2 separate regions of the Mus musculus genome follow, and region 2 is linked to region 1. Evidence: chromatin loops called from intact Hi-C (ENCODE). Cell type or tissue: left cerebral cortex. All regions are shown on one strand. Each heading gives the region's core, and the rest is flanking DNA. Links, peaks and the distances in the headings are about the cores only.

What was found. A loop is a pair of places that touch in the nucleus more often than their neighbours do. Peaks named below come from ENCODE experiments on the same cell type or tissue, not always from the same donor. Only the 100,000 strongest peaks of a DNase experiment are listed, where the experiment ranks them.
Region 2: it touches region 1 in a loop (2.0-fold over the local background); 19 of 42 quality-filtered maps call a loop at or near these places.

The regions. Positions count from the first base shown.
Region 1 is chr6:71,011,292-71,014,199 of GRCm38, forward strand. No RefSeq gene overlaps it. Among named protein-coding and RNA genes, the nearest start is that of Gm23485, 27 kb to the right of the region's middle. In left cerebral cortex, for the core only: a CTCF peak has its summit at 1,617 (motif pointing left); DNase peaks (open chromatin) are centred at 1,646 and 1,827; H3K4me3 peaks cover 1,055 bases.
Region 2 is chr6:71,123,953-71,126,860 of GRCm38, forward strand. Rpl34-ps1 (ribosomal protein L34, pseudogene 1) reads left to right here and starts at 637. Exons shown (of 1, transcript NM_001199350.1): 1 at 637-1,049. The coding sequence starts at 658. The coding sequence ends at 1,011. In left cerebral cortex, for the core only: a CTCF peak has its summit at 1,403 (motif pointing left); a DNase peak (open chromatin) is centred at 1,396.

The sequences.
Region 1 (2,908 bases), core at 186-2,685:
TCCACTTGCTTCTGCCTCAAAGTGCTAGGATTAAAGGTAACCAGAAAGAGAAAATTCTGGATACTTTAAGAAAAATAAATGATTTTTAAAATTACAGTTATGCCAGGCAGTGGTGGCACATGCCTTTAATCCCAACACTCAGGAGGCAGAGGCCGGCAGAGATCTCTGTGAGTTCCAGGATAGCCTACACAGAGAAACCCAGTCCTGGGGGAGGTTGGGGGGGGGGGAGCTATTACAATTACAAGGGAGACTGGAAGAAACAAAATGGAGCTTTTTTGTAATTTGGAGTATGACAGCAACATTATTTTGCAATTACCTCAGATAGTGATTCTGTTTTCCTTGTGCTTTGTCTGCTCTGTATTCAGAATACACATGTAATGCATTTACATAATGAAGTTTAGGTGGTTTTGTGTCTTTCCAGAATGTTCTTTGCTATTTGTGGTGATTTGAATATGCTTGGCCCAAGGAGTGGCACTATTAGGAGGTGTGCCCTTGTTGGAGCAAGTGTGTCACTGTGGGTGTGGGCTTTTCTGTTGTTGTTTCGTGCATATATGATGTATATACACATACCTGAATATAACCTGCTTAGTCTGCATGTTGCTTGTATGTATGTTTTCAGGGCTGACATTTGGTATGGCACAAACAATTAGTGTGCTCTTCCTTGGGGAAGACTATTTCTCCAGGTCTCAGCATTCCTTAGTTGATCCTCCAGTCTCCTGCCTCCTGAGTTCTTACTACATGTACCACTGCCTGTGGTTTATGCAGCGCTGGGGACAACGGAACTCAGGGCTTTGTGCATTGCAAACACTCTACTCAAGGACCCATTTGACCAGACTTCTCTGGTATGTTCTACAATCTGTTCTAATTAGCTCTAGTGTTGTGATGATTCTTTTGTGTTGTCAGTGTAGACACTCACACCCCTGAAGACAGTGATATTCTTCTACAAATACGGTCCAGCCTGGTGGTCTATATTTCTCTCCACTGTTGGAAATTTCCAGCATCTTTCAAAAACCTGCTCCTTCATCCAGACCCAATAGCTCCATGAAACCTCGTTTAACTTTCCCAGACTACTTTCCTTGAGCTTTAGTAAAACTTAGCACGGGGTTATAACCATTGAGCACTTATATTTTCATTCTCTGCTTATAAAATTTATTTCTCAGAGAACGGGGGTGGGGGGAGGGAGGATGAAGTAGGGGGTTCTTAGCTAGGCTGTGAGTCACGATGGAGAAATGTATTTGGAGGAGGGGAGAGATGACACTTCCTTATGCATCTATGCATTCCTTATGCAGATTCACCCCTAGAGAAGATTGAGGAAGTGAGGGAAGAGAGAAGGGAAAGAGAAAGAGGGCGTGCCCTAAGAATTCAATGAATTGGGAGGAGAGCGCCTGCTAACACTAGCTGGAAGCACGAATCCTGATTTGGGACCATGGCTTTTCTGCCCCACTGCGGTGCATTCCGTAGACGCTAAGCCCTAAACTCCTGTGGGAACTTGATCAACTTGGAAATGAACTAAAATGTTCTATCTTCGAGGCTTCCCCTGCCCACGCGCCGCTCTGAGGACTATGCCCAGCCTTATTTCTCTGCCGTCTCGGGAAGAGTCCTGCCACCTAGAGGCTGGATGGGAAACTCGTCTTCCTAAGGATGGTCCACGCCTGCGTCCCTCTGTTCGCGCTGGCTGGGGTCCCCGCTTTTGGAGCAGACTTTACGTTGGGGATGCCCTTAGCTAGGGACTCAGGCTTACGTGGGCAGAGGCTGAGTTCTTTCCCTCCGCCGCCTTTTATAGGTCTAACTCGTCTCACCGAAGCAACAAGGATGCGATGGGCTTGAAGGCACAGAGACCCGGCCAGCTCAAGCTCCTGAGGAAAGCGGGCAGGAAGCCCGGGTTGGCAACTGCGCTAAACAAGGCGGCTTTCTTTAGCAGAACGCCTTCGGACAAACGGCCAGGAGAGCAGGCAGGGAGGCGGCTGTCAGGCCCGGAATGCACACACCTGTACCTGACAAGGCTTCTTTGAATCCCTTCTGCTCTGTAGTCTCCCCCGGGGTTGGCTTCAGGCACCGGGAGGGGAGTCTGGCAGCGAGTGCCCTGGGGAGGAGCGCCCCGCCCAGACCTCCAGGAGGAGCGGCCACCGGGGGAGATTCGGCGCCAGCACGAAGCTGAAGTTCCCCTAAAGCTTCCTCCAGGCTCCCGGGCTCCCCCGGTCCCCGACCCCACCCCCATCCCCGCACCTGTAGTTTCTGCCTCTGCCACGCCCTCGGGCCCACGACAAACAAAGCTTCCTAGAAACCCAGTTTCTGAAAGGATTTCAGACCCGGGTGGACCACAGCATGCTTGAGGCAAAACCTCTTTTGCCCTCTCTACCTAAACCTTGCTCATGTTTCATTTTCTTGCTTCCTAGTTAATCATATATTGGATGAAAAAACTGAGGCTCACAGATGATACGGTGAATGATACTTGCCTTTTCCTAGCTGCTGGGTTGCAAAGCAGTGTTGTGTATATCTTTTTATTTTCTGAGACAGGGTTTCAAGTAGATCAGGCTAGCCTCAAACTCACTATGTAGCTGAGGAATGACTCCAAACAACAACTCCTTTTAAATTTTGACTTGTGTGTATGCACATGGGTACGTGTTCCTGCATGTGTAAGGCAAGAGATATCAGGCATCTTCCTCTGTTATTCTCTCTCTCTCTCTCTCTCTCTCTCTCTCTCTCTCTCCCTCTCTCCCTCCCTCTCCCTCTCCCTCTCCCTCTCCCTCTCCCTCTCCCTCTCCCTCTCCCTCTCCCTCTCCCTCTCCCTCTCCCTCTCCCTCTCCCTCTCCCTCTCCCTCTCCCTCTCCCTCTCTCTTGGGACAAGATCTCTTATTGAACATGGGGCTTGCTGATTTGGCTAGACTGATTCCCCTTTGTGCTCCAG
Region 2 (2,908 bases), core at 160-2,659, 110 kb after region 1:
ATGGAAGAAAAGCTTATCAATAGACACCCACAATGATCATGTGCCGGGAGGACACTGCTGGAGTCCACCACAGTCTTGGTACCAGCACATGCGTGTTACACAGTGACAAGGTTATTTTGACTTTCTTGATTCTGTGTTTACGTCTGCTTTTCCTAGTTGAAGCAGTACGGAAGCGTGTCAGTAAGAAGTTTTACACCAGCTCTCTGGTGGTGGAGACAGGTGATTGATGGTTGTGGCTTGCTCCCTGCTAGCCTAGCTCCAGGTTCAATGAGAGATGCTGCCTCAAGGGAATATGATGGAGAGTCACAGAATGGGACACCTGACTCCTCCTCTGGCCTTTGCACAGACATGGGCTTGCTTACTGGGTCTCCCCATCTCCAGCTACTATTGCTCTCTCAGAAATCACAGACAGACAGACAGACAGACAGACAGACGGACGCACGCGAGGGCACACACACACACACACACACACACACACACACACGAGGCATATGTGAACTTTTAAAAGGAGAGAGAGAGGCACCAATAATAAGATGCAATACATTTTTTTAAATTTTTAAGTTATTTTTTATGGAATCCAGGACTTGCTGACTAACCAGCTTTGCTGCTTAGAAAGCTCCAGAACTCTTCCGGGGACGGTGCTCAGAGGCACTCAGGATGGTCCAGCGTTTGACATACCGCCGTAGGCTTTCCTACAACACAGCCTCTAACAAAACTAGGCTGTCTCGAACCCCTGGCAACAGGATTGTTTACCTCTACACCAAGAAGGTTGGGAAAGCACCTAAATCCGCATGTGGCGTGTGCCCAGGCAGACTTCGAGGGGTTCGTGCTGTGCGGCCCAAAGTCCTTATGAGACTGTCTAAGACACAGAAGCACGTCAGCAGGGCCTATGGCGGCTCCATGTGTGCCAAGTGTGTCCGTGACAGGATCAAGCGGGCTTTCCTTATTGAGGAGCAGAAAATCGTTGTGAAAGTGTTGAAGGCACAAGCACAGAGTCAGAAAGCAAAATAGATATGCACATTTTTTAAGTAATAAAAATCAAGACTTGATCTAAAAAAAAAAAAAAAAAAAAAAAAAAAAAAAAAAAAAAAAAAAAAAAGAAAGCTCCAGAACAATGAAAGAGCCTGTCTAAAAAAAATAAAATAAAACAGGGCAGAGCCTGCTGAACAGCACCTGAGGTTGTCCTCTGGGACAAGCCTAGATATGACTCAGTAGTAGAGCACCTGCCTAGCATGTGCAAGGTACTAAGTTCAACCCTCAAACCTTCAGGGTCCCCAGACTTCAGAAAATAAAGTCAGACAGGTGGTTTGCCCATGAGCAATGACAGGAGTGTGGTTGGATTGGCCAGCCCCACCTACTTTAAAGCAAGGACTTTGGATGTGTTCTGCTGCCCTCTGCTGGCTGGGAGAATTATTGCCAGGCTTTCCAGTGGATTTGGAAGGCTTCTTTTCCCCAAGGGAGCCAGAGAGTGCTCACCTTTGCTTGCAGGGTTGCTTACACGCTGCTGGGGTCTGAACCAGAGATACTTAAGCTGAATCGGTTTTACAAGCAACATGATCCCTGATGAGGAGTGAGCCTTGGATCAGAGACAATAGGAAGATAAGAGATGAGGGAGAAGTGACCCTCAACAGGTGGCCTAGCAGCCAAGCTCTGCTTTAAATCTTGACACTGCACCTGTTACAAGGCCCCCACACATGCATGTGTTTCAATGCCTGGCCTTTAGAGGGTGGGACTATTAGGAGGTGGGCCGTCTAGGAAAGCACAGCCAGGTTCTCACACAAAGCAAAGACAGGTGAGGGGGACCAGGGATAAAGAAAAGGGGGGCAAAGAGGAGTGGAGACTAGGAGGAGGCTGGAAACCCAAGGGAACCCCACTGGCTCTCCAGAGTAGCTTCAATGAACACTTCACACAGAACTCAAAGCCATCATCTCCCAGAATCCCAGTTGGCTCCTTTGTAAAATGGACTTGTCACACTGCCATCCGGATCCCATGAATTAATTTCTGTAAAGCAGCAACGGACATATTGTAGGTGATATTAGGAAAACGTTATGACCTCTTACAATTTGTTTACTTGTATGTATTATTATTGCATGTATACGATGTGAGTAGATTCTCTCCTACCACCTTTATGTGGGTTCTAGGGACAAAACTCAGGTGACCAGACATGTGCACAAGGGCTTTGCCTGCTGAACCACCTCAATAGTGCCCACAGGGCTCTTGCTCTACAAAAGTATCTGAAAATTGCCAAACAATTGTTCAGTGCCCAGGATGGTCTGTGCTGAGAGCCAGACTGATCCAAGGCTTTCTCAGAGGCCCCGATGAAAAGACAAAAGGAACCTAGTTCTCTGTCCTTGCTCAGGAGCTGACTTGGCAAGGACAGCCTGGGGCTGAGACCTGGGCCTCAAACGAGTTAGCTTCCGTTCCTAGGAACTTGCCTTCCCCCCTGAAAAGACTGGGGGTTATCATTCCTGAGACAGTGTGTGCTCAGTCTGTACTGCTCTTGAGGCACCTTGGGCTCCCCTTCTCCAACACTGCTTGATAAGCCTCATGTGACTTTGTCCCACTGTATTATAGTTTCTGCTGACTCTGTCCCTTATCTCCTCTGGAAATAGTGTATAGGATGCTGTACTTTCTAATAAGCTTGCTAGGCATAAGGCATAGCTTGTGCAAGACCTCCTGCTCACAAGCTTGATTACCTTCTTTATCTTCTAATATCCCGGTCCTCTCTCAGGACCCTGTCACTGAAGAAGGAGGTCAGCAGTGTGTTGTTGTTGTTCTTTTGTTTTGTTTTACAAAAGTTAAAGGGCTGGGGAGAGAGCTCAGAGGGTAAAGTACTTGCTTTGCAAGCCCAAGAACCTAAATTTGGATCCCCTGATCCCAAGTAAAGGCCAGATGAGGCAGTGTGCAA